Linked DNA regions of Homo sapiens: regions 2, 3, 4, 5, 6 and 7 are each linked to region 1. Evidence: chromatin contacts called from ENCODE Hi-C or POLR2A ChIA-PET data. All regions are on one chromosome and are shown on one strand. The core of a region is the stretch at or near the end of the contact, and the rest is flanking DNA. Distances in the headings are between cores, read along the strand shown.

The links. Hi-C counts contacts between places; a loop is a spot of excess contacts on that map. ChIA-PET counts read pairs that join two places held with the same protein, here RNA polymerase II (POLR2A). Pooled maps may share reads with other maps.
Region 2: a map with no recorded cell type shows a loop between it and region 1 (4-fold over the local background). The contact joins the promoter of SLC9A7 here to the promoter of MIR222HG in region 1. A Hi-C loop is called at or near these places in 1 of 37 single-sample maps with no recorded cell type and 3 of 50 pooled maps.
Region 3: a map with no recorded cell type shows a loop between it and region 1 (12-fold over the local background). The contact joins the enhancer-like site here to the promoter of MIR222HG in region 1. A Hi-C loop is called at or near these places in 6 of 37 single-sample maps with no recorded cell type and 2 of 50 pooled maps.
Region 4: a map of endothelial cell of umbilical vein shows a loop between it and region 1 (8-fold over the local background). The contact joins the promoter of KDM6A here to the promoter of MIR222HG in region 1. A Hi-C loop is called at or near these places in 2 of 168 maps with a recorded cell type or tissue (B cell and endothelial cell of umbilical vein), 3 of 37 single-sample maps with no recorded cell type and 8 of 50 pooled maps. POLR2A ChIA-PET finds 5 or more read pairs at or near these places in 3 of 52 experiments (BJ, CD8-positive, alpha-beta T cell and T-cell).
Region 5: a pooled map shows a loop between it and region 1 (7-fold over the local background). The contact joins the enhancer-like site here to the promoter of MIR222HG in region 1. A Hi-C loop is called at or near these places in 2 of 37 single-sample maps with no recorded cell type and 4 of 50 pooled maps.
Region 6: a loop to region 1 is called in a map with no recorded cell type, with 12 times the contacts of the local background. The contact joins the promoter of CHST7 here to the promoter of MIR222HG in region 1. A Hi-C loop is called at or near these places in 7 of 37 single-sample maps with no recorded cell type and 12 of 50 pooled maps.
Region 7: a map of natural killer cell shows a loop between it and region 1 (5-fold over the local background). The contact joins the promoter of ZNF674-AS1 here to the promoter of MIR222HG in region 1. A Hi-C loop is called at or near these places in 2 of 168 maps with a recorded cell type or tissue (CD8-positive, alpha-beta T cell and natural killer cell) and 8 of 50 pooled maps.

Annotation. Positions count from the first base shown.
Region 1 is chrX:45,768,177-45,771,796 of GRCh38, forward strand. MIR222HG (miR222/221 cluster host gene) reads right to left here and starts at 2,091. Exons shown (of 2, transcript NR_170290.1): 1 at 1,909-2,091; 2 at 1-1,776.
Region 2 is chrX:46,757,536-46,761,155 of GRCh38, forward strand. SLC9A7 (solute carrier family 9 member A7) reads right to left here and starts at 1,583. Exons shown (of 17, transcript NM_001257291.2): 1 at 1,170-1,583. The coding sequence starts at 1,494. RefSeq lists silencers at 1,355-1,494, 1,515-1,864.
Region 3 is chrX:46,712,114-46,715,733 of GRCh38, forward strand. All of the region lies in intron 1 of SLC9A7 (solute carrier family 9 member A7), which reads right to left. Among named protein-coding and RNA genes, the nearest start is that of SLC9A7, 45 kb to the right of the region's middle. RefSeq lists an enhancer at 2,032-2,131. Within about 2 kb of position 1,583, at least 3 of the 41 ENCODE cell types and tissues checked have a DNase peak (open chromatin) inside an H3K27ac peak, as active enhancers do.
Region 4 is chrX:44,871,246-44,874,865 of GRCh38, forward strand. KDM6A (lysine demethylase 6A) reads left to right here and starts at 1,943. Exons shown (of 30, transcript NM_001291415.2): 1 at 1,943-2,467; 2 at 2,679-2,742. The coding sequence starts at 2,307. RefSeq lists silencers at 1,133-1,632, 1,883-2,112, 2,453-2,712, 2,753-2,832, 2,843-2,942.
Region 5 is chrX:46,627,397-46,631,016 of GRCh38, forward strand. All of the region lies in intron 14 of SLC9A7 (solute carrier family 9 member A7), which reads right to left. Among named protein-coding and RNA genes, the nearest start is that of CHST7, 55 kb to the left of the region's middle. Within about 2 kb of position 1,820, at least 17 of the 41 ENCODE cell types and tissues checked have a DNase peak (open chromatin) inside an H3K27ac peak, as active enhancers do.
Region 6 is chrX:46,572,145-46,575,764 of GRCh38, forward strand. CHST7 (carbohydrate sulfotransferase 7) reads left to right here and starts at 1,621. Exons shown (of 2, transcript NM_019886.4): 1 at 1,621-3,279. The coding sequence starts at 1,788. The coding sequence ends at 3,248. RefSeq lists silencers at 2,639-2,688, 2,809-2,868.
Region 7 is chrX:46,543,527-46,547,146 of GRCh38, forward strand. ZNF674-AS1 (ZNF674 antisense RNA 1) reads left to right here and starts at 1,964. Exons shown (of 2, transcript NR_015378.3): 1 at 1,964-2,101; 2 at 2,940-3,620. ZNF674 (zinc finger protein 674) reads right to left here and starts at 1,895. Exons shown (of 6, transcript NM_001190417.2): 1 at 1,845-1,895; 2 at 975-1,085. RefSeq lists enhancers at 1,269-2,468, 2,084-2,233.

The DNA of each region.
Region 1 (3,620 bases), core at 841-3,340:
TTGCCATTTTTCTGTCTTCAAGACTCTAAAAACCTATAAATTCATGTGCTTCAAGAAAACTAATGCCATTCCTTAATTAAGTCAAATTGACTTGTCATGTTCACAAGTTTGGATCACCCGTTTCCTGACTTATTGGAGGACCTGCCCTTAAGAGCCGTGCTTATCTTGTCTTTCTATTTCTTTAAGAATAAATACTTATGCAAAAGTCTTGAGAGCTGCTAGTCTGAGAAAACTGATCTCAAAAGTTATCCAAGTATACAAGAGGGGGAAAAAACAATTAATATATCTCACTAGATTCATCTCCCTCCCCCACCCTCATCCCACTCCACTGCTAAGAGAGAGAAATTTCAGCACTGCTATCCTGTTTTATTATACATTTTCCCTTTTGAGTTAAGGATTTTAAGATTTTGAAAGTAACAGAACAGGAACCAAAAGTAGATTCAACTTCCAATTTGGCTTAAAAAGAAAGAAATAATTATTATTTCCTATATTACCCAAAACTTATTCTGTTAATAACAGTTATAATTATATATTCAAATTAATAAATGAAGATTGCTAAAATTGCCTATATACTTGTTAGCAGTTAAAGAAGAAAAATTTTTTCCATTTGCTTCTATAAGTAGACATCACATGATTACTTCTATTGACCAATAAGAAACTAGTAAAATCAGGCAGTCACCCACCATTCTTTTCTAATGTTCTTTTTCTTATTCTATTCAACCTTTTCAGTATATTCTTAAGAAGCCAAATCAAGAAATTAGACATTCATGCCTAAAATAAAATTGCGTTACCTTATACATCATGAACAGGAACCTGTTGTATATAACACGGGTATTCAAAGCTTTATTGTCTTTTTCTAGAACCCTTTAACATAAAGGCAGCTCAGATTCAAGATTAGAAAACTGAATTCAACAGGCAGGAACACGCATACGAAACCAGTAAGAACTACTAATCACGACCTCTCAAAATGTCATGAACCATATAGATAGAAATAACCCCCCTTTTGCTGTACTAATGTAATCCAATAGAACAAACTTAAAATTCGTGACACAAATGTAAGAAACAAAAAACAAAAATCTATTGCCATTGTAATCTACCCTTCCCAATCAGGAGAGGTGTTTCCGACGCATTACTTGAACTTTCATTTTGTACAACTTTCATCTTGTAAGGTTCTAACTAAATACTTGACATCTTAATGCAGAGGAAAGGAAAGGAGGGCAAGTAGACTAATTCTGAAAGCATCCCTTCAAATTTCATACATGCTATTCAGACTAAATGGAAATCTACATCCATGGAAAGTTAATGTCGCAATTCTACTAAACAGCCCATTCTGATTTTATGTTTCTCCTCCACTAACAAGAAAAAATAAAACAACCAAATCTAGCTGTATTACATATGTTTAGCTAAACTGATAGCACTCAGCTCATTTTTGTTAATTACCTGGCTTCTTCTCAGTCTTTATGCGGTATTCTCGTGCTGCTCTTTTTTAGAACTCCTCACTGTTTATGTGTTCTCTGTTCAACACAGTTGTTAGGGGTCTGTGAACAATTTTTCAATTCCCACACACGCATATGATATCTATTAGGGAGCAATGCCACTTTTCACTTACCAATTCTGGATAAAGGAGTATTTCCTGGTGACAGAATGCTGCTGCTTCCGTTCACTAAAACTCCCTCTTCGCAGCTTGATAAATCTGATTATAAAACGTCTTTGTTCCAGATCACACGAGGCGCTTTTCCTACAAAAGTTTTCTAAAGAGTTATCTGCATTTCATTCCTGTGACAAAACAAATCAGAACAAGGGGGGTGGGGGGGGGAACAGGGAATAAGTCCACACAAGTTCCTGGCAAAGATTTTAAGCTGCATTTTTCTGAGTTTAATCAGTAACCTATATTAAAGTGACAGTTACCAGTTCAGGAAGCCTAGAGTTTGATCAAGTCGGTCACAACCACTTTGAGAGTCTTCCACTGGTGTGCGGACTCCAAGAAAGCAGTCACTTGGTCATCTATCACATGTGGCTGAATCACTGGACAGACCACCCCCGCCCCACACACCCCCAGCCCCCGTTGAGCAGCAGCCCAGGCAGGAGAGTGGCCGGACGCCCGACCCAAGACCTCTTATAGGGACCCGCCAATTAGCTGCTGACCAATCGCAGCCAGCACCTAGTACCTAAGTCACATGATAGGGCAGTCCCTATGACTGCAGGATTTCTGAATTACTGGGGTTACACAAAGGACACTCATTCAGGAAAAGAGAAAAAAAGCCATAAGCCGAAACAGAAAACGCCCAGGCTGCGACAACTACGGCTTTAAAACAGGGAACACCCCAGCCTCACACAGACAGAGAAAGAGCCACAACCAAGCCAGGATGAAAATCAGAAGAATGTCTGGCACATATTAAAAAATAATCCCAAAGCAGACGCTGAGTTTACAAACCCACTTCAGCTATAAATCTACTCCTCCTTCCCCTTCCTCTATAGTCTCCAATAATTTTACATTCTAAACTTTTTTATTTTAAAAAGCTCCAGTGAGCCTCTGCAAAACCGCTGTAAGAAAATGTGCGAGACACATGAGCCTCTCTTCCCATCCCCTCAAAATACCCCTGAAGGAGATTCAAATTGGCCATGAAAAGATTCCTAAGTGAAATACATTTCTTTTAAAATAGTTAAATAAATTAAGTGAAATTAAACATTGCCAGAACAGATTCGTATGGTAACTAACAAATCATCTCTCTCTCAATCATTTTAAACTGTACACATCAAGGACACTCTTGTTAAGTAAACGAGCCCACTTTGTGAACTAGATACCCATTTATTTTTATTTGAATGCCCCCAATTTGTCTCTTAAACACCTTTTATGTTTAGGAAGAAATTCAACTGCGAACACCCCTACCATTGCTCCGACCTCCAAAAATGGTACTTACAAATGTTCCTTGTTTGGATCTGTCGACTTCTTCTCCCCTCCCCCGACATTTGGAGTCAAAATATGGGCTCAACCTCATCCTTCAAACCTAAAGGCCCTATTTTGATCGTGCAAGACTGCAACAGCTCCTTCTCCCAGGCAAGCCCAGAACACTGTGCCGCTTGCCATTCCCAATTTATGGAAGGAAGTGTATGTCAAACAAACCAGGTGATGACTCAGACTGCCTCCTCCAGCCACGTTTTCCCTAGAATGGGAGGGTAGTTTAAGTGCAGCCCATTTGGATGTGACTCAGTTTTATTAGACTGGTGGCTGTAGCTAAGCTGACAAGCTCACATTTTTTTTAAATAACTTGTACATTTAGAGATCAGGACGCACATTCCAACTGGTTTCAAGAATTGAATCATGTAAACAGGAGAGATGCAAGATTATTTTTAAGGTATGGCAACGCTCTGGCTCTGTTCCCTAATATTTTAAATTTCAGAACTGTGCACTGAAATTTTTACAATGGAGGCAACCAAACGTTTTAATTCACACAAGAGTAGCAAACAGGTTTTCTACATTTAGGTTTACTTGAGGTCTTTACCATGAGGGACTTGGACTCCTTCCATCCTGAAGATTCAAGTCTCTAAGTCTGGGGCCCGCGCGGCGGGTTCTTCAGGAAGTGGTTGGGAGCATGAGAGCCATGTTGCAGCTTTCACTT
Region 2 (3,620 bases), core at 333-2,832, 990 kb after region 1:
TCTGCTTTCCATTCTCTATCAGGGCACCTGGATGGAAACTGAATAAAGAAATCCCTCAGTATATGTGATAAAATAAAATTTTCCCCGTTGGGAACAATCATGAAGTGGCTCGTCTATTTCGTGTGAGGATGCCAATTCAGGGGCTTTAACACCACTGAATTACATTCAAAAAGAGAATACCTGACTCCACTTTGGAGTCATGGGCAGGGCGAGGGGGGAGGCAGGGGGCACAGAAGAGGAAGAGGGATGACTCAGATTATGGCTGACATCCATGTAATAAAGGGAGATTTGTACTGACCACTGTGCATGTAACACACTGTGTACCATTAAATCTAGAAAAGGATGGTAGCATCAGCCCACCCCTAACAACAAAAGATGGCTGACTCCGGAATTAAAACCACGACTTTTCCCCTTCATACATTCGGAAATGTATCTCAAACTCACTCCCTGTTACCGTCTTAGGAATACAAAAGCTCCTCTTCGTTTGAGAAAGCAAGTAACTGGGTATAACTTTCCACTCGGGACATAAGAGCAGGAGGCGTGCCTGTCTCCTCGTCCAGGCCTGACATGGTGGTGCCACCCACTCTGGGTCCTGGACCACTGCTCACCTTTCACCACACTTCATGCTCTGACTTTATCATTAAGAGACCTGGGAATGTGGACCTCAGGAGTGGGTACCCACCCAGGCTGACCATGGATGTGGCGTCCAAGAGGCCCCACTAACCCATACCCAAGCAAAGACACTTTCAGACTTCGTCCCCACTCCCTACTGTGGCCTGTCCCCTGAGGTGATGCAGTCACCTGGGAAGCCACCCACCTCCAGCCACCACGCAGGCACACACACCCTATCGAGCTCAACTGGAGCGGGAGGTGGTGGGTAAGAGGTTTGCAACAGAGACCGAACGGGGCAGACGGAACCGGACCACCTCTGTCCCTTTCATTTTCCTGGGTTCCCAATGCAGAAACGTGGAATAGGGGTGGAATTGTTTTTAACGGTAGCAGAGAGCCAGAAAATGCAGACAGTTGACCTTGGGAACCAACACCGTCGCAGCGGGAAACGTAAAAGAAACGGAACACGTTGGCAAGTGAAGGGGGAGCACCGCGCGGCGCCAGGAGGAGCGCGGCGGCCGAGGGGTGTGGAGGGCGGGGGGTGTAACAGGGGTGCTCACCATAGATCATGGCCAGCCCGGTCTCGTGCAGAAAGCGCACCCGGCGGTGCTTGAAGAGCCAGATGGTGAGGATGGTGAGCGTGAGCAGCAGGATGAAGGTGAGCAGGCTCACGCTGTCTTGCCGGTGGCTCTCCTCCGCCTCCTTCTCAGTAGCGAGCTCCTCCATGGCGCTGCTGTCCTCCGCCGCCGCCCCAGAGGAGGAGGCCGAGGCCGCGGCCGCGACTCGCAGCCCCCAACCCAGCAGCAGCGGCAGCAGCAGCAGCCGCGGCGGCGGCGCCCCGGTAGCCCGACCCGAGCCAGGGCGCGCCGCGTCACCAGGCTCCATGGTCCCGGGGCCCCCCGCGCCTCCTCCGAGCGGGGACCAGCAGCCCGCGCCGTCGGCGGGTTCTGGCAGCACCGCGGACCTGCCGGAGTGGCCGTGGCCGCTGCAGCTCCTCCTCCTACTCGCGCCGGGCCGGGGCTGCGCCCGGGGCCGCGCGGGGGAGGGGCGCGCGCAGTGCGCAGGATCCCCAAGCACCGCCCCCCGCCCGCGCACCTGTTCGTCCCCCGGCCGCGCCACGCCGCACCGCCCCGCGGGCCAACCGAGCCACCCAGGCGGGGCCGGGTGTTGCCCTCGGGTCTGCGGGCCGGCCGCCGGCTGCTTGCCTCTCTGCGCTTCTCACCCCGTCCTGGCGCACCTGCCCAGGCAGTCTGGGGTCGTGGGGCCAGTTCATGGGCAGCCGCCGCCGCACTTCCGAAAGGGGACGCCAGAGGTCGCCGGCGCCTAGCGGGAGCATCGGCTTGGAGTGACTAGCCTTGCGGTCTCGAGTCCCGTCTCTGGCGCCACGGCGAAGTGTTTAATCTCAGGCCAGTGTGCAGCCGCCCTGGGCCCAGTAAAGTGGGGGCTGTCAGTGAACCGAGCAGCCCCGAAGCCACGTTAGCCCCTACACCTCTCTTTCCTCATCTCTCAGGTTGCCCTTCCAGCCCCAGAATCTGCTAGGTTTCATTCAAACCTCTGTTCTCATCAGACTCAAATGTGAGGACTGATAAGGAGTTGGAATCGGGGGAGGGCATTGAAGTATCTCCTTCCTCACTTGAGGGAATAGACTTCGTCTGCGCTGTGCTACTAATCCCCTTGGGGAATAGGGTTGAACCAGAAGGAACTGAACGCTTGCCATTCCTGGTAGATGAGCAGTAGCTGGTCCTAAGGTGGTGGTGGGGGGTGGGGGTTACCCTGATGACCCTTTCTTTTATGTTGCTCACCTGGTAGCTCAGAGAGTCTTTTAATGACTCTTAAGACCAAACCCAGCTCTGAACAAAATTATGGCGTGGACTCTGAAGGATGAAGCCTCTTGGAACAAATTCTCAGGAAAACTAGAATCTTCAATCCACCTTGCTCCTCTGGTCAAGGAAGAAACAAGATCAGATTAATCACTGAGTTCCCAGTGCTTAGCACTGTACTCATGTGTTTATTGAACCACTCTGAAATCTCTACCAAAACTGCCCATGTTTTCGCTCCCAGGGGAGTTTGCATTTTTAAGAGGATTCATTGAAGAAGGTGATGCTTAACCAAATGAAATAATAGGGTAGAGGTAGCATTAGGTAAGAAAACTCTTTGGAGTACTGCAGCCTTCCTGGTTCCCCTGTAGGTGAGCACTCTGCCAAAGCTGTTTAGTGGTTTCTTTAAAGCAGGGAAATCTCTTCATCTACATTTTAGCTAGCCCCTTTCCCAACTCCTCTAGGCAGTCACTCAGCCCCTGCAAACATCCGTATACCTTGAAGTTCCACACAGGTTTCCAATAAAATTGCAAATACTTAAAACCTGGATGGGCACTGTGTTGGTCATAATATTATGCCCCTTTGGGTGCCCAGTACTCAAGGACAGAATTTCTCTCTTTAGAAAAGGGCAACTCAGGAGCTACCTTAAAAGTACAGACTTCTTAGTATTTGTGGCGGATTGTATTTTTTAAAAAGATGGCCACAATCATATTTCCAATCCCAGAACCTTACCATCCCCCATCAAGAAGGGGCATCTATGTTCCCTCCCCTTGAACCTCAGTGGACCTTTGTGACTCCCTCAAAGAATATAATGTGGTAATGGAGATTATGTGATTTGTGAGGCTAGGTCATAAAAGGTAATCTAGCTCCTGCCTGTTTCATTCTGTCACTTTCCACTCTAGCTAGGCTGGGCACGGTGGCTCACGCCTGTAATCCCAGCACTTTGGGAGGCCAAGGCGGGCGGATCACCTGAGGTCAGGAGTTCAAGACCAGCCTGACCAACATGGCAAAACCCTGTCTCCACTAAAAATACAAAAATTAGCCGGGTGTGGTGGTGTGTGCCTGTAATCCCAGCTACTTGGGAGGTGGTGGCACGAGAATCACTTGAACCTGGGAGGCAGAGGTTGCAGTGAGCCAAGATTGCACCACTGCACTCCAGCCTGAGTGACAGAGTGAGACCCTGCCTCCAAAAAC
Region 3 (3,620 bases), core at 333-2,832, 940 kb after region 1:
ACTGAATGAATTTTGCTGCATCTCCCTTTTTTAACTCCATATTATGTTTTTTGCAGGTTACTGTGTTAGTCTATTTGCATTTCTATAAACAAATACCTGAGACTGGGTAATTTATAAAGAAAAGAGGTTTATTTGGCTCATGGTTCTGCAGGCTGTACAGGAAGCACAGTGTCCACATCTGTCTCTGAGGCGGGCCTCAGGCTGCTTATAACCATGGTGGAAGGCGAAGGGGAGCCAGCATGTCACATGAAGAGAGGGAGCAAGTGAGAGAGTGGGGAGATGCCAGGTTCTTTAAACAACCAGATCCCACCTGAACTAACAGATCAAGAACTCACTCATTAGTGGCAGGGATGGCACCAAGCCATTTATGAGGGATCCACCCCCATTAATCAAAACACCTCCAACCAGGCCCACCTCCAACATGAGAGGTCACATTTCAACATGAGATTTGGAGGGGACAAATAATATCCAAACCATATCAGTTACTCACGTTGAAACATAAATTCATTCATGTTCACTGCTGTTCAGTTATACATTGTGCACTGAGTCTTGTATAAGGGCTCAGTGACAGATTTGCTTTAGAATTTAAGATAAAAATTCTAAATGCAGTGTATTAATATGCCACAGTTTATTAAACCATGTCCCTACTGCTAGACACCTGGGTCTTTTAAATTCACTACATTTACAAAATGTTTGAGTCACATCTGGGGAAATGTTAAATTAGTCAAATGCCAAATTAGGTATACTCAGGCTATTTTGTAAAGCCTTTAAGATGCTCTACACAGCAAGCCACTTAAAATAGAAAACGACAGTACTGAACTATAGCATACAAGGAGGAAGTAAATTTATGGTCCTCCTAGACTTTTTGTTATTGTAATCAAGCATTACATGGTGCTCTGAGTTTCTTGATAACTGAAACAAAAAGGAAGCATTGTGTGCTATTTAATTCTCATAATCTGATAAGAGGGAATAACCAGTTAAGAGAAATAAATGTTTGCTTAATCCTAAATTCTCAAAGCTGTCAGATGGCCCCTTATCCATGGGTCAATTAGCAAAAAAGGATAACATCTTTAACAACCAGTTATATAGAAAATGCACAAGGCAGGCTGGGCATGGTGGCTCATGCCTGTAATCCCAGCACTTTGGGAGCCTGAGGCGGGTGGATCATCTGAGCTCAGGAGTTCAAGACCAGCCTGGCCAACATGGTGAAACCCTGTCTCTACTAAAAATACAAAAAACTAGCTGGGCATGGTGGCGGGCGCCTGTAATCCCAGCTACTTGGGAGGCTGAGCCAGAAGAATCGCTTGAACCCGGGAGGTGGAGGTTGCAGTGGGCTGAGATCACACCATTGCACTCCAGCCTGGGCAACAAGAGTACAACTCCATCTCAAAAAAAATTAAAAAAAAAAGACAAAAGAAAAGAAAAGAAAATGCACAAGGCTTCTCCAGGAGAAATATTCTTGGGTGACCTTTAGCAAGCAGAGGACTTAACATTGAAAGTTTTTTCTGCGGAGGGTCAAGTTAGTGCCCTAGGTTCATGTCAACATGCAGGTCCTACCCAGAAGAGAATATCCATGAGGACTGGACCACTCCAGGAAAGCTGATCTCCTCCAGAACCCGGTGACTTCCCTGTGGTTCGGTACTTTCAGAGACCACACTATTAGTGACTCTAGTATTATTAGGGGATTTTCCTCTCCCTTCTTAATTAACTCAAGGTTTCAAAACGTTTTGGAGAAGTGAAAAGATACTAGTTATTTCTGTGGGTTTTTTTTTTTCGTGACTGTAAAACACCCAAATATAGTATCTTCCTTTTCATTTTTACTCACAGTTGGTAGTTATTTTTCCTAAACCACAGTTACAATACTCTACCTCAATATACTATACTCAATGTTTTCTGCTTCTTCCTACTACTCTAAGTAATGTGCCCCAAACAGAAAAAGTACATTTTAGTATGCTAATAGTTTCAAATCAGTCAGTGTAGTCTAAGAACTACTTACTGGGCACCCACTTTGTATTAGGGGTTTTACTTACAATATTATCTCTTAATTTTCACCACAACTTTATGAGGTAGGGATTATTAACACCACTTTACAGTTAAAAAAAAAAACTGGATCTTCAAGAGTAAGTAACTGCCCTAAGACCACATAGCTGGTAAACTGTAGAAGTAGGATTCCAACTTGCATACTTCCAATTCCAAAGCCAGAGTTCTTTCTGCTATTTCCTGATGTCTCCCAGATGACAAGTAAATTATGGATATTTGGCTCAGCTTTGTAAATAATATACATGCCTACTACGTTGAAGCCCCAAACCTCCCCTCAACACAGGATGCTCTATATAATCTGGCCATAATGAAGCCCCTCCCCAAATTTTATTTCCTACTGGACTCTACAAGGACCTCATCTCCACCCCAATCTAATTTGGCAGGTTTCACTATTGCCTCCATACTTATGGACAACACATATATTTTTTGAGATCCCCGACAAATATTTTTTGAGATCCCCGACAAATATTTTTTGAGATCCTACTATGTCCCAGGCACTGTTCTAGTGTTTGGAGATATATGTCAGTGAACGAAACAAATACAAATTCCTGCTTTTCTGGACTTCGTTATATTTCTAATAAGGGAAGAAACATAAGAAACAAAATAAGTAGATTACATGGTATGTTAGAATACGGTAGGTGCTATGGCTAAAAATAAGGCAGGGAAAGGGTTAAGGAGTGTAGTGTGGAGTAGAGGATTGTGAGTTTAGAAAGAACCAATAGAAATCCTGGAAAAGAAAAACATGACCTTAGCATTTTTATTTCATTTTCAAGTTCAACAGCAGACTAGACACAGTAAAGAGAGAACTGGCAAACTAGAAGATAAATTTGTTGAAAGAGATTCATTCATCAAGCAAATTAATACTTATTGAGCATGTACTATATATCAGACATTGCGCTAGATTAAATTATTCCATCTTGACAAAATTCCTTTCCACTTGGATTATGTTCCCAGGTTTAATTTCAACTCTTTAAGACCCTACCCAAGCTCCTTACTCACATTGATATCTCATTTCTCTCAATAAGTATCCTAAAAATAATTTTTAAAGAATTTTTAAAGTATTTATTTATATCACAGATTAGTCCAGTTCTTAAATTATTCCCTCCCTAACTAGACTGTAAATTCCTTGAGGATCAGACCTATAGGTAAGATTTCTTTTCTATTTCACATGTGGAATAGCACAGTAACAGGCATACAGTAGGCATTCAATAAACACTTGACTGATTTGGTATATTTTTGGGTCCCTATAACTGAACAGCTTTTTCTTTGTAATGGCTCAGTTACAGTTAGTTCCTGGAAATGGTCACAAAATTGTTAATAACTACATTATGATTCACTGATCCCAAAAATATGAGTCCAGTGGTATAAGGTTAAATTCTGAATCTAATCAAATTTTTGCGAATGTGCCCTCATTCTCGGTTAGTTGAAAATGACAAATGTCGCACAGAGTGTATTTTTCAGTCTTGAGAAGCCTTATACATGCCCTCTGACTTAGAATTGACTTACAATTTTTCCCCTTTAAGATGGTGCAAAAGCGATACACATTCAGTAGAAACTGAACTTTGAGTATCCATACAACC
Region 4 (3,620 bases), core at 693-3,192, 900 kb before region 1:
TCTCCAACTCCTGACCTCGTGATCCGCCCGCCTCGGCCTCCCTTTGCAGGCGTGAGCCACAGAGCCCGGCCGGGATTGAGTAGCCTTATAATCCTTGAAAAGGACCTGAGTCAGGAACTGCTAACTTCAGGGAGATAGTCAAATACCAGCAAAATGTCTATCTGTGCTTGTGCAAGTGTGTGTGTATGTGTGTGTGTGTGTGTGTGTGTATGAGAGAGTGTGCGAGCGAGTTACTGGGGTCAAAATTTCCTTGGCTTTAAATGTCACCATTTGTGACAAAGTTAACAATGTATTAATTTAGCCGTAGAAAAGATTTGGCCCTTTGTACACACTCATTCAAGCAAAATGGAGTATCATAAAGGGAAAGGTGTTTCAGAGGAAGTAATTAAACATGAACTATAATCTATACAAAACTACAGTTTGTTCGTCTAGTTACTAGTCTCAGGGGAACAATTTAAAACTGTGTGCAAAATCAGTTGGGATTCCCATAGCTTCCCGCTGAATACTGGTAGGAATTACTGGGTCAGCACTGAATTGTCTTCGTCATATTTTGAAATCCAAGTTTAAATATATAATTTTTATTGGTTACAGGTGGAAAACCTATTGAAAATATAAAAAACTCCGTTTATAAACAGAATCTTGTCCTTATATGTCTATCAATTTTTTCCTATCCCTGTTATAAGACATACAGCTTAGTAAATAAATTTGCCTTTTGAGAAGAGTAGTCGAAAGGCCTATTTTTTTTTCACCTATAGTAAAGATTAAAAGTCAGACTAAAGCCTTTCCCCTGCACCTGAGAGACAGAACAACAAAATGTTACTGTTGTCTAGGGGTTACAAACCTGCAGGTTTTGGGGGATAGAAAGGATTTCTTGGGCCACCAGCTGTGATGATTTAATTATGTCTTCTCTCAGGTCTGTCCACAAGCAGCCCCTACTTTTGTAAGAAGGCTCCACTGAAATCATGGCAATAGAACCCAACATTCTGCAGATCCCGCTTCACAATTTCTCATTGCTTTTTCTTGTAAGACTGTAATGAACTACTGATAAGACACAGGGTAAACACAGCACGAAAATCTGGCCCCAAAGTGCCGCCAACAGACAGACCTTTGGCGGTGGGGAGCCATGGTCGGCAAGCCAGGCCCCGCGGGCGACTCTTCATTCCCTCCGGCCTGGGGCGTATGGGCGGGGGTCAGGGGAGCCCTTCCCCCTTCACTTTCGGCGCGGGTGAGGTGATCGGGGCTGCCAGCGCAGGTCTGGCCTAGGGCGGCACCCGGACCGCGGGGCACGGGACCGGCAGCCGCTCCCCGAGCGCCCTCCTCGCGGAGGCCATTATTTCCAGCAGTGCCAAAAGTCTGAGCCTTCTTCGGAGGGCAGAGGTCGAGGGCCGTGCGCCGCCTCCCGGCTACGCGACCTGTACCAGGCCCTGTGGGGTCCCGGGACCCCTGGAGCGCGCGCGGGACGGCCGGAGCCGCGGTCTGGGCACATCCCAGAGCTCGCGGGCAGGCAAATGCCGTCCTTGGCGTCTTCGCCCGCCGCTCGCGCCCGCCGCGGGCGGTGCCGGACCTCGCCCTTCCCCACCACTCCCCTCCCCCTCCAGAGCCCGCCGCGGTTCCCGAGGTGACACGGCCCGGACCCTCCATTCTCTGCCCCAGTGTATTTAACCAGCACAACCTAACAGGAAGCTCCCTCTCGGTGACAACCCTTCCCCCGACAGACGCGCCCAGCAGCCAACCACCGGCTAGAATTGGCCTGCGTCCCGCTCCCATCTCGGTGGCGGCCTCGGTGGGCGGGGCTCGGGCAGCTAGCAAGTTAAGTGGAGCCACGGCTGACGTGAGTCAACAAAGGTCACGTGAGGCGTGCGGGCCGCGCCGATTGGTGGCGCCAGCCGGGCGGGGAGGGGGGGTCACGGCGGCGGCGTGGGGTTCGCTGTGTGACACAATTACAACAACTTTGTGCTGGTGCCGGGGAAGTTTGTGTCTCCAACGAATCCCCTCAGTGCTCCCCAGCCCCGCGCGCTCCGGCCGTTCCCGCCGTCCCCGCCTGTGGCTGCCCCCTGCCCAACCCCGCGATGTGACCCTACAGCCGAAAGCCGCCGCTGCCGACCCGGGGGCTCCGCAGCCCCTGCCGCCGCCGCCGCCGCCTTCACCGCCGCCGCGTTGGGATTTTTCGTCGCCGCCGCCCGCGGCGGAGGAGGAGGCGGCGATAAAGTTGGTGTGCTGGTCCCGCGCGCAGATTGGGGGCGTCACTGCGGGCCCCGGTCCGAGGGGGGGTGTCGGCGTTGGAGTTGTGAATTCGCTGCGTTTCCATGAAATCCTGCGGAGTGTCGCTCGCTACCGCCGCCGCTGCCGCCGCCGCTTTCGGTGATGAGGAAAAGAAAATGGCGGCGGGAAAAGCGAGCGGCGAGAGCGAGGAGGCGTCCCCCAGCCTGACAGCCGAGGAGAGGGAGGCGCTCGGCGGACTGGACAGGTACGGGCCGCCGTCACTCGCCCGGTCGGCTCCGGACGGGCAGTAGCCGCTCTCCCGGGAGGACCGAGCGCGGCTTGTCTCTGGCGGCGGCGGGGCGGGCACCTCGGTTTGGCGCTCTTCGCGCCGCCTCCGCTGGGGCCTCGGGCTCGGGCAGGGACGGGTCGGTGGCGTTCCCTGAGCGTTAACGAGTAAACTGTGTCTGTCTCCACAGCCGCCTCTTTGGGTTCGTGAGATTTCATGAAGATGGCGCCAGGACGAAGGCCCTACTGGGCAAGGTAAGGCAGCTGCGAGTCGGAGCGCGGACACCGTCTCCCTGGCCGGCGCCGCGCTCGCCCCGGGCCCCGCGGCCGGGTCTGTGCTCATTGTGGCCACGGACGATGGTCGAGGGGCTTCCGGAAACTATTTCCTGCCTCTGCTCTCCCCCCACCCCCGGGTACCCTGCTTGCTCCCTTGCGAAATCGCTCTTTTCCTCTTGTAGCTGGAGGAACAGAGACGGGATCGCTTTGGGGCCGGGCTCAACTGGGTCGACACAACTGCCTGCTATTTTACAGCTTTTTGAGGGTAGGCCGATGATCTTCGAGGTGCCTGTTTAGGGTCAAGGGATCGTGAGTGTGTTCAGATTTTCCCAAATTTCGGACTTAACTTGCCTCTACGGGTTTAAAAAAATTCTTTTCCTTCAAGCAGGCTGTTCGTGATGCCTACTGCTAACCAAATGTTTTAGGCTTTCTTGTGTCCCCGCTCCCAGAAGGGGGAAGTTTCACGGAGTTTAGGTCGGTGAAGAGTTTGCATTGGGCTGTTGACATGTATCTCGATTGCAGTGTGTGTTACCTGAAGTTAGGTGACTTGTTTACTTTTTGGGTCTTTTTGGCATAGAAATACCGTAGTTATTTGTAAACGTGTTCTCTTCCTGGAGCCTCATTTCCTGTGTGTCTGACAGGGGAGGCTGGGGAGGATTCGGGGTGTAGTCTTTTTTTATTTGTGTGGAAAGTTGTTGGCACTGTCATTTAGTTAAGTAATGGCTGCTCCTATCGGCCCAAGATGGCGGGACAGGGTGGGAGGAGAAAGTGAAGGGGGGGGTTAGGGGGAGGGTGTAGAGGTAAACATGGAAATAAATAGTAGCCGTGAATAAGCCTTTCCTTCGGAGTGTGTAGCT
Region 5 (3,620 bases), core at 570-3,069, 860 kb after region 1:
GCTATACATTGCCTAGATCAGGGCTTTTCTAATGGTAAAATGTACACACATTCCCTGGAGACACTGTTAAAATGCAGATTCTGCTTCAGTGGGGCTGGTGAGGCCTGAGTGTCTCCACTCTCTTGCTTCTGCCACTCTCCACCCTCACCCTTTATCACCTTGTCACCAAGCCCTTCAGGATGCAGATTCATCTACCTTGTTGCAGATATTTTCCCAGAACCTGAAAGAATGCCTGAAATAGAACAGGTGCTCAATAACTATTTGTCAAATAAATGAATAAATTGATCTTGACTCTGAGTTTTTAGAAAACAGAAAAGGAAGAGCAGAAAGGGAAATCAGGGGCCAAGGGAGGCACTTGGAAGCACAAAAAAATGGGCGGGTTGGGGGGGGGGCGGTGGTCACAGAGTAGCAACTGGAGGAAAGGCACCTCTGCAACTGTTTGAAGTTAAAGATTTAGGTGACAGATTTACGGGTATCAGATTTCAGCCTGGAGAAACAAAAACAAACAAAAAAAAACACGGAGGACCCAGAAACAAATGATTCTAACTTGCTCAGAAAGTCATATGTGAACGCAACAATAAACTGCTGATTTTCTACAGTTTTCACTACATACACACAGACAGACACGCACACACGTGTGCATATACACAGGCATTGGTGGTTTCCTTTCCTCCACACTCCATTAATATCCGGCTTGTGACCTTGTCCTGTTGATATGGTGAAACTGGGATAAATTCAGATTCACACTCTTAGCTGCTCCAAAGTGGCCTCATCAATGAGTGCTCTTCTGTAAACTCAGGGAAGGAAGTGAATGATGTGTCTGCATGTACGGCCAACAGAAATCTCAGCTGTCTGGTCTGGCATGAAAAGTCCCCTGCTTTATCGGGGTGGGAGGCCACCCCCAGGGCTGGGCAGCTTGCCTCCAGCTAGGGTTGTTTTTGTTTTGGTTGCAAAGTCACCAAGACCTCCAGAGAAACAAAGCACTGAGTTTTGTTTTTTGTTTTTTGTTTTTTTTGTCTTGTTTTGTTCTAATGAGTCAAACTTACCAGGGGACACAAAGCTGAAGTCTGCCCACAATATTTTTATGCTTTCCCCACATGAAGCAAAGTTCTAGCCAACAGCTCCCTTCCTTTTCCCACATGAGCTAATATTCTGTAGCTCCCTAGCCATGACTCTGTTTATAGCCTTGGGCTTCAAGACCAGTGAGGAGAATTGTGCTCATTATAAGACATGCCTTCCCATCAAATGTCACTTTTTTGTTTGTTGTTTTTAGGAAGATTATTTAGAAAATGAGGTAAAGAGAACCGCCCTTTTTTTTCTCTGGTGGAGAACAAACATCTGGACTTTCCCTACCTCTGATTTCAGTTTCATGACAACACTGAGCATGTGACCTGGATCTATTTCAGGGGAAACTGCAAGAACCCAGGGTTTCACCCAAAAATGAGAAGCCCATTTATTTCTGTTTTCCTGTTTCTCATGGCCACAGAGTGCACTGAGCCCTGCTGTTAGTGGCTCACTAGAATGAGGAGGTCAGACCAGGAGGAACTGGAGAAATAAGGTCCTCTCTGCACAAGGGCGTGAGTCATTTCTAAGAGGGTGTCCTGGAGAACCAAGCTTGAAGTTTGCATGTTTTTCCCCATATGACAGCAATCTTGAAAACCTTTCAAAAGGTCAGTGGAACTGACTTTGAGGGGCCCTCTGCATGACTGTGTATGAGGTCTGGAAGGAAGGAGGTCAGGGGGAAGCTGTGACACAGCTTCTGGCTAGGGCTGTGGCAAACAGGGTGCCATTAGGAGTGCAGCGCGAGTGGCTGCCAGCCCGTTCACAACACCACATGTGCGGTGCTCTCAGCCCAAGGGGCCCTCTGGGAGCTGACAGGAACACTGAGTTCATCCATCCAGGCCCATCCAGGGAGGTTCCTGAGACTCACTCCACCTGGGGGTGGGGGCTATTTTAGCTGTTACTGCATGGACTAAATACAAGAACCCTCAGCACTTTGGACCTGCTGCTTTCTCACTCAAACATTTCCACAGAAAAGTGACAGTAAGCTTGTTACTGAATCTAATTACAAGCCCAGTGTTCCCAGTGCGCAGGGCTCATGTGATACATAGTAAGTTCTACTACATGACCAGCCAAATCCTTTCACTTATTTCCTGTTACAGATGCTTGAATGCAGAGGTAGGAGCAATGGGAAACAGCAAAGGGGGTGGGGATGTTTTGAATGGTCCAGAGCAAGATGAAATCTCTCCAAATCTTATGATCCAGCTGCTATTGGCCTTTTTTTCTTACAAAATTAATCTAGACTGGCCACAGTTCTGTGGAGGATGCTTTAGAATAGGGCAGCCATGTCCTACCAGAGCCATTATCTTTCCTTTGGTGAAATAAGGACGGCCATCATGTTTTCCCCTGGGGTTTTCTCAGGCTGAGTTTCAAGATCTCCCAAACTGTTATACTCTAAATTAGCCTCGAGGTGCTCAGTTCCTGAACTCCTGTTTTCTAAAGTCCTTAATCAAAGCTAGAGTCAAATAGCAAATTTTCAAAGAGAACTCACTGAGACCACATGCTCCCAACTGACATAATGGCCAATTCTAAGATCATCTCAAAGGTCTTCTGGAGCTCATTAAAGTGGGTGCCAAATCTCCAATGAAGCTTATTGAAAACTCTTCCCAAAATGTCCAGAACTTTCCAGGTCATGGCTTTGTGTCCCTTGAGCAGGGACCTAGAATGGACATCAATGCTATAAATGCCTTATCAGGCTGTGGCCACCCTTAAAGAGAAAGAAACCACAAAAGGCCACAGTGGCACCCCATTGACCCCACACAGCACCACATTTTGCCAGCCTTATTAAATCTGATTTGGTAGATGGAATCATTTAGAAGATCCTATGGAATGTGAAGTCTGCTGCAGACTGCTGCAGGATTAAGTGCAATGATGAGTCAGATTCAAAGCTGACTGGAAAAAAAAGAATAGGGTTTCATGGACAACATACACAGGTGGTCAGTAAAGCTGCCTGTTGCATGCTGCATCTCTCTCATTCCCTCATCCACCCAACAAACACCTATCAGGTTCCTGCATGTGCCAGCCACTGTGCTCAGCACTGGGCATTCAATGCTGAACGACATAGTTATTGACTCCCAAGGTCAAATAATATATTGGTAACACATTTCTGCCCCTATCATAACTCTCCTTTCCCCACCTTGCCTGCCCAGGTCATGCTGACCTGGATAAAGAGCCAGACCTAGAGACAAAATCATCCCGACAGCTGCACAACAGGGATGATATGGCAACCTCAATTCTTGTCTGTAAATTTGTTGATACTCTTCCCATCCAGAGGTTATGGTCTCTATCCCCTCCCATTGGGTCTGGGCTGGTCTTAGGAATGCATTTCTAAGCAATAGAAAGCCACGGAAGTGATGCTGTAGAACTTGCAAGATTAGGTCAGAAAAGGTGATATAGCCTCTACCTTGCTTGCTGGGACACTTGCTTTTGGAACCTTAAGCCATCACATAAGAAATCCAACTACCCAGCAGCCACCATGCTGGCAGGCAGCTCAGGCCACATGGAAAAGCCCTGCACAGACATTCCTGTCAGAAGTCCTTGTGGTTGGGTCCTTCCAGCCC
Region 6 (3,620 bases), core at 371-2,870, 800 kb after region 1:
CTAACATGGTTTCTTTATGAAGTAGGCAGTAAGGTCATGTGCTGAGAAGAGGTGGGTGGGGGAAGAGGGGTATCAGAAGTCTGAGGAGACTAGAGAAGGTTTGAAATCATCATAATGGAACTGGAGACTGGGAAGTGACATGAAGAACCTAAGATTTCAGCAACCATTTCAGGTTGATGATTATGAGGTTATCTTGATGCTGATCTGTTCTGTGGGCTCCCAAAGTGCTGAGATTACAGGCGTGAGCCACTGTGCCTGGCTCACACCTGTGGAGAAATGTTTCGCAGTGGTGTTTGCAGGCACAGAGAAAGCCAAAAGCAGGGTTTGGGGGATTTTGCTAGATGAGTAATGAAAAGGCAGAGGGCACGTGAGTTTAGCTTATTGGAGGGAGTGTTATTAAAATAATGGTATGGCATCTTTCAGCTGAATATGAAAAATTGAGAAGAAAGTGGGGGTGGTGGTCAAAAAGTGGAGGTTGGAGAATAGGGAAGATTTGAACAACTGGCTGGAAGAAGAGGGGAATTGTGGAAAGAAAACGAAATGCTTGAGTCAGTGGTTTCACAGGTGGAGTAGCTTCCGTGATGAAAAAGACCAGTGGAGAGCATTGCATATGTTCTCACTCTTCCAATTTGAACACCTTCCCCTGGTGGAGATAAGTAGATATGCTTTCTATGTTTTATTAACTTTACAACACCTTCCCCAAGCTGGTGAAAGGAAGCTCTCACTTCCTTATTCATTAGCCTGATGAAACAGAGCAAAATGTATCTTTTTTGGTTCTGTTTTGAATTTTAGTAACTCTAGTCTTCATCTGCCTGTTGGACTTCCTGTCTCTTTTTCATCTATCTTTGGGTACACATTTCTTCTTACGGGTCCTTTTAAACACCGAGCTCCTGAGAAAGGTCACCATTCTACCACTTTGATTCTGTAAATGTCTTTTGCTCATAGGTGTCAGAATAGGCTGGGTTATACTGTGGTAACAACCCCCAAATCTCGCAATCCCAGGAGGTACATGGGTACTAAGAATTATTCACATTTTACAAATGACCAAACTGGGCCCCAGAGTATTGGTAAAATGTGCAGAGCCCATCAGCTGGTGAAACCCTAAGGAACACAACACTTAGAATTTCACAAAGGCTAGACTTTATGAAATGTGCTGCGTGGATGCAGTAGTATCTCCAACCCCCCTGGACCGCTCTGCCACGTACAATCTTCTATCTTTCAGTCCGGAACTCAGTAACACCCACTCCAGGGCTGATGGGGGCGCTGGATGTATAGTGGCGAGTGTTTATCTGCCTAGGATAGCGATGGCTAGGCAGGGGACATAAAACAGAAGAGGCAGTGACCTTCTCCGGGTGGGGTCTATGGCCCTTTACTGGGTACATTCTGTACACACAGGCCCCTCCTTTGCCTGAAGTCATTGATGAAGACTTCATTACGGAGGGTTTGGGGAAAGGTGGGGGTCTGGCTGGGTAAGCCGGCGTCCCAGCCCCGCTACAGCCCCGCCCAGATCTGGCAGAGCCGTGGGCGAACCCAGGCGGGCAGAAAGGCGGGGCGGGCGGCTGCCAAGCCGGCCAATAGGCGGCTCTCCGGCTGCTAAGCCGAGAGGGCAGGGGCGCCGTCAGTAGCACCACCGCCTTCCAAGTTTCCCCTTGTGGATGCGCGGCCCCGCGGCTCTGCTCCTCCCGGCGCAGAGGGGCCGGGAGAGGCCACAGGAGCGGACCTGGCACGGGATTTCTGAGGAACGGGAGAAGACTGGCGCCCGACCCGCTCTGGAGGGTCGGTGAACGATGAAGGGCCGGCGGCGGCGACGCCGAGAGTACTGCAAGTTCGCGCTGCTGTTGGTGCTGTACACGCTGGTGCTGTTGCTCGTCCCCTCCGTATTGGACGGCGGCCGCGACGGGGACAAGGGCGCCGAGCACTGCCCCGGCCTGCAGCGCAGCCTGGGAGTGTGGAGCCTGGAGGCGGCGGCGGCCGGCGAACGCGAGCAGGGAGCGGAGGCGCGGGCCGCCGAGGAAGGGGGCGCGAACCAGTCTCCTCGGTTCCCAAGCAACCTCAGCGGCGCTGTCGGGGAGGCAGTGTCTCGCGAGAAGCAGCACATCTACGTGCATGCCACCTGGCGCACCGGCTCGTCCTTCCTGGGCGAACTCTTTAACCAGCACCCGGACGTTTTCTACTTGTATGAGCCCATGTGGCATCTATGGCAGGCGCTGTATCCGGGCGACGCCGAGAGCTTGCAGGGCGCGCTGCGCGACATGCTGCGTTCGCTCTTCCGCTGCGACTTCTCCGTGCTGCGGCTGTACGCGCCGCCGGGGGACCCCGCTGCGCGCGCCCCGGACACGGCCAATCTTACCACGGCCGCCCTCTTCCGCTGGCGGACTAACAAGGTCATCTGCTCGCCGCCACTGTGTCCTGGCGCACCCCGTGCCCGGGCCGAGGTGGGCCTCGTCGAGGACACCGCCTGCGAGCGCAGCTGCCCACCCGTGGCGATACGCGCCCTGGAGGCCGAGTGCCGAAAGTACCCGGTGGTGGTCATCAAGGACGTGCGCCTGCTCGATCTGGGCGTGCTGGTGCCCCTGTTGCGTGATCCAGGCCTCAACCTGAAGGTGGTGCAGCTTTTCCGCGACCCGAGGGCGGTGCACAACTCGCGCCTCAAGTCTAGGCAGGGACTGCTGCGCGAGAGCATCCAGGTGCTGCGCACCCGCCAGAGGGGCGACCGCTTCCACCGTGTGCTGCTGGCGCACGGCGTGGGTGCTCGCCCCGGGGGCCAGTCTCGCGCGCTGCCCGCCGCGCCGCGCGCCGATTTCTTCCTGACCGGTGCGCTCGAGGTGATCTGCGAAGCCTGGCTGCGCGATCTGCTTTTCGCGCGCGGCGCGCCCGCCTGGCTGCGGCGCCGCTACCTGAGGCTGCGCTATGAGGACCTGGTGCGGCAGCCACGCGCCCAGCTGCGCCGCCTGCTGCGCTTCTCCGGGCTACGCGCGCTCGCAGCGCTCGATGCCTTCGCGCTCAACATGACTCGCGGCGCGGCCTACGGCGCCGACCGGCCCTTCCACCTGTCAGCGCGCGACGCCCGGGAGGCGGTGCACGCCTGGCGCGAGCGCCTGAGCCGAGAGCAGGTGCGCCAGGTGGAGGCCGCCTGCGCTCCAGCCATGCGTCTGCTCGCCTACCCTCGCAGCGGAGAGGAGGGCGACGCGGAGCAGCCCAGGGAAGGGGAGACGCCGCTGGAGATGGATGCCGACGGCGCCACGTAGCCTCCCATCCCTGTCCCCGGCACGGATCCGGGTAAGGTGGCCCGGGGCAAGGCAGGGACCGGGACTGGTCTTCCGGGAGCCTGGAATGGCCTGGGGAGGGGGAAGTGTAGGGGGGAGGGTACCATGCTGGATCCCATTCTATCAGATCAGGTCCAAGAGGATGGGAAAGTCCTGCTCGTAGAATTTGGTAGATTCATCGGAATCTCCAGCTTAGCCTCGCGCCTCCTTAGAGGGAGATCCTGAGATGAGAGAGGATATTTAGGCGTGACTGAGGTGGAAGCCAGGTCTCTGCATTCCCATTCCCCTGTATGAAGTAGGAGGTTTCAGAGGGCTGAGGAGAGTAGAGAAGGTTTGAAACAGTCATAATGAGCC
Region 7 (3,620 bases), core at 714-3,213, 780 kb after region 1:
ACAGCCAAGCACTGTCAGTTCTGTGAGGGGCTGAAAACCACTGTGCCTGCTTCCCTGCATCCACCTCTCTAACTGGCCACCTACCCTGCTCCCACCCCACCACTTCCTCCTTTCCCATGATTTGCATTTTGATTGCCATGCTCCTCCTTCTTTGGCAGATTTTCAAAAGAAAGTTCCAGCAAGGAGATTCTGTGCAGAGTAACCATTTCATACTGCAGCAATCACTGTGATACCATCAGGACAACAGGGTTCAGCTCCGTGTAGCTTAGCAGGTCATGTCCCCTGGCCCACTTTCATTAAGCATTGAAATAAGGCAGCAGAGCTGGATGACAGCATACCTAGAGACTACTCTGAAATTCTATAAACTAAAAATATATTTTCTGCACTTTGGTCAGGATGAACGGACACTCAGCATTTCCCCTGGAAGCAGGTGCCTGGTTGATGGTGTGGGGCTGACTCAAATTCAGAAATAGCCAATGGCAAGAGAAGGAAGCATGGGGGTGCACAAATAGGTGTGCTAGGAGAGGCCAATCCTCTGTGGCTGGCTGTGATCCTTCCCAGCCTCATCCCGCCTTTGCAGGTACTACAGCAGGGCACCTGCCCCCATGGGGGACATCCATGCCTCCATCCACCTGTGACTTTCACCTGTCCCTCCTCCAGCAGGAATCAAACTGCACTGTCACATGGTCCTCCATGGCACCTGGAAGTAGAGCCAGCTTTGCTCTGTCTCAGCTGAAGTGAGGGACAAAGGCCACTACGGGTCCAGCTCTTCTAGGACCTGCTGTCCCGTGAGCCTCCTTTGCTCTGAGGATCTGGGTCTGGGCTCTTGCTGAGGCTTCTCCTCCAACTCGCCTCAGCTCAGCGTACCTCTCTTGTGTCCAAGGCGGCAGGACCAAGGGATTCAGAGACAAACACACCCCAGTTGGGGCCATCACTATAGCACTAGATCTCTGCCTGTGACCCAGGGAACTCACCTCTTCCTGGGGCCTCAGCCTAAGTCTTCTGCGACTAAGTGGGGAAGCCGAGGCACAGATAAACTGGAGTCTGAAATCGGTGAGCAGTGGTCTCAGGTCTGCACTCTGACCCTGGAAACACAATGACCACAGGAGATTCAATTAGCAACACCTATGCTCCCTTCCATGCAGTGAAGTTGAGTGAAACCCAAAGGTTTTTACCCAACAGAAGAGGGACAACCCCTCATTCTAGTTTTAAGAGTTAACATTCATGCACAGCTCAATTATCCTCAGTGAGCGAAACCCTGCCTTCCTGAGTCCGGGCTTTGGAATCAACTGACTGGCTGCTGTGCCACTTTTATTCACTGAAGAAATGATTGCCTTCCATGAGCCGGTTCTCCGTGTTGCAAATCCATCAGTGAACAAAATCTCAAATTCCCAGCTCCAGATTTCTAGTCTGGAGGAAGAGACACACTGGAAACAATAAACATGATAAACAAAGTACAGGAAAAGAAAAAGAAAAAGGATTCCTCGGGTTTGCTACCTACGGGACTTTGGACAGGTTGCCAAGCCACACTGTACCGTTTTCTCTCTATAACATGAAAATAATCATCGTAACACCTCACAGGGCTCCTGCTAATGTGAAACATTTGCAAGAGTGTCTGGCAGTTACCACCGGGTGAGGATACAAGCGCTGAGTGACTCAATCAATTAGTCACTCGCTGGCCCCGAACCTCGCCCCCAACACTCACGCCCACCGCCTGTGTCACTCAATCCCCACAAGGACGCTCACCCGTGGCCCCATGACCCCACGGCCCCGTAAACTCCCGTCATTCCTCCCGTCCCCCCTTCCCCCGATCAAAACCATCACCACCTCACCCTCCCGCTTACTTCACTGCCGACAGCCTGAAACCTCAGGGGCGGATGACAACAGCCAGTGTGAACGAAGCGCCACCCTCCGGGTCAGCCGAGCATTTCCGCTTCCCACAGCCCCCTGGGAACGTGAAGTCAAAGCAATGCGCACGCGCAGTGGCTTTGAAGGCGGGGCAACAAAGCCTGTGGCCGATGTGGCGCTCCTCGGCCCGCGCTTCAGTGGTTATGACAGTGTTCGCTCTAAGGGGAGAAGGAATGTGTGACCATTTCCAACGGTAAGTCGTACAAAAGGTCCGGGGAGGCGTACCTGGGCGGCGAGAGGCGAGAGAACTCCGCGCGGGCTTTCCAGTGCCCAGGCCCCTGCCGGCTCCGAAGCCGAAATCCCTTCTTCCACTTCGTTCTCTTGCAGTGGACGTGGGGTGTTCCCACCCCTCTGTCCCCAAGGCCACTGTTTCTGTCTTCCGCTCCTAGGAATAGGAAAAAGAGTCGCGCCTCTGGCATCTGTGGCAGCTCCAGAGCGCGGCCCTCTAGGGTCCAGGCAGGCCACATGGAGCGGGGCCCTAGGCCTGGCTCAGAGCGTCCTAAGAGCAACAGGTCTGGCTCAGTCGGGGAAGTGGCCTGGAAGAGGGGCTTTGGAGCCGGGCTTCAGAGCCAGCAACCTCCCGAAGTGAGGGAAGAAAGCCTCATTCTGATTGTTCTCTACCCAGTGGTGGGGCTCCGGTTCCTAGGATCTTAGACACCCTGGGAGAATCTGGATTTTACTTTTTAGCGGAGAGGTGTTTTCTCTGAGAATGCCAGCCAGTGGCAACATGGCCCGCTAAAAAGGCCTGTAGTAAACTTGAGGAAAGTTTTCTGTTTCCTGTCTGGGTCTGGGAGAAAGAGAACAAGTGTTGTTCTCCATGCTTACTATGCCTGCCTGGTCACCAAGCGGGCCTCTTTGGGTCAAGTATGACAGAGTCTCCCTCAGGTACACAGCAAACCCTTCTGTGCTAGAGCCAGCTGGTGCCAGACACTGTTCATAGATGTGTCCAAGACATTTGTGTAATCTATCAGACACGTATTTAATTTCCATTTGAACATGAGTGTTTTTCCTCTTTCTCTTTCTCCTCTCAGGTTAACTTGCATTCCCCAGATAGTTTGGATGAGTTACAACCTAAATCTGCAAACTCAATACAGCCAGACCCTGGGAAGTGACTCTCTCCAAGCCTCCTGTACAAGTCCCAGGAAAAGAGCCTGTTTTCCCTTGGACATGTGAGCAGTGAATTACTGCTCATTCAGAATTTCATGTGTATGTGTTACTGATGGCCAGGTTTAGAGATACCAACCTATTTATTTCTAGAGGAGAGGTGATTTGATAACCTTTTCAGATATCACTATCAGTAGGCAGAAAAGGGTTAATAGTATGATAGGGTTAATATGTCCTGAGGAGAGTAAAGAAATTGCAAACTGCAGAAGCACCTGATCTGTGGCCCTGGCCAGCATCTCTCCATATCCTGATTCTGTAAGATCAAGTGTTTATGCAGAAAGAGAAGGGACTGATGATTTGAATGTGACCAGATGCAGGGCATGCCCTTATTGCCATGCCAGCATTTGCTATTCATGATGTTAGTATTCAAAAATCAAGAAACACCCTTCCTGGGCCATTGGTGTCTACTAATCCATTGGAAGAAAAGACTGGAATCCACCACTTACTAGCTTCTTGGGCCTCAGTCCCCTCTTTTCTGCCATAGCTAAGGACCACCTAACCTAGATGGCTGTTGTTATTGTTCAAAGGGACATCTTTAGAGCCTCAAG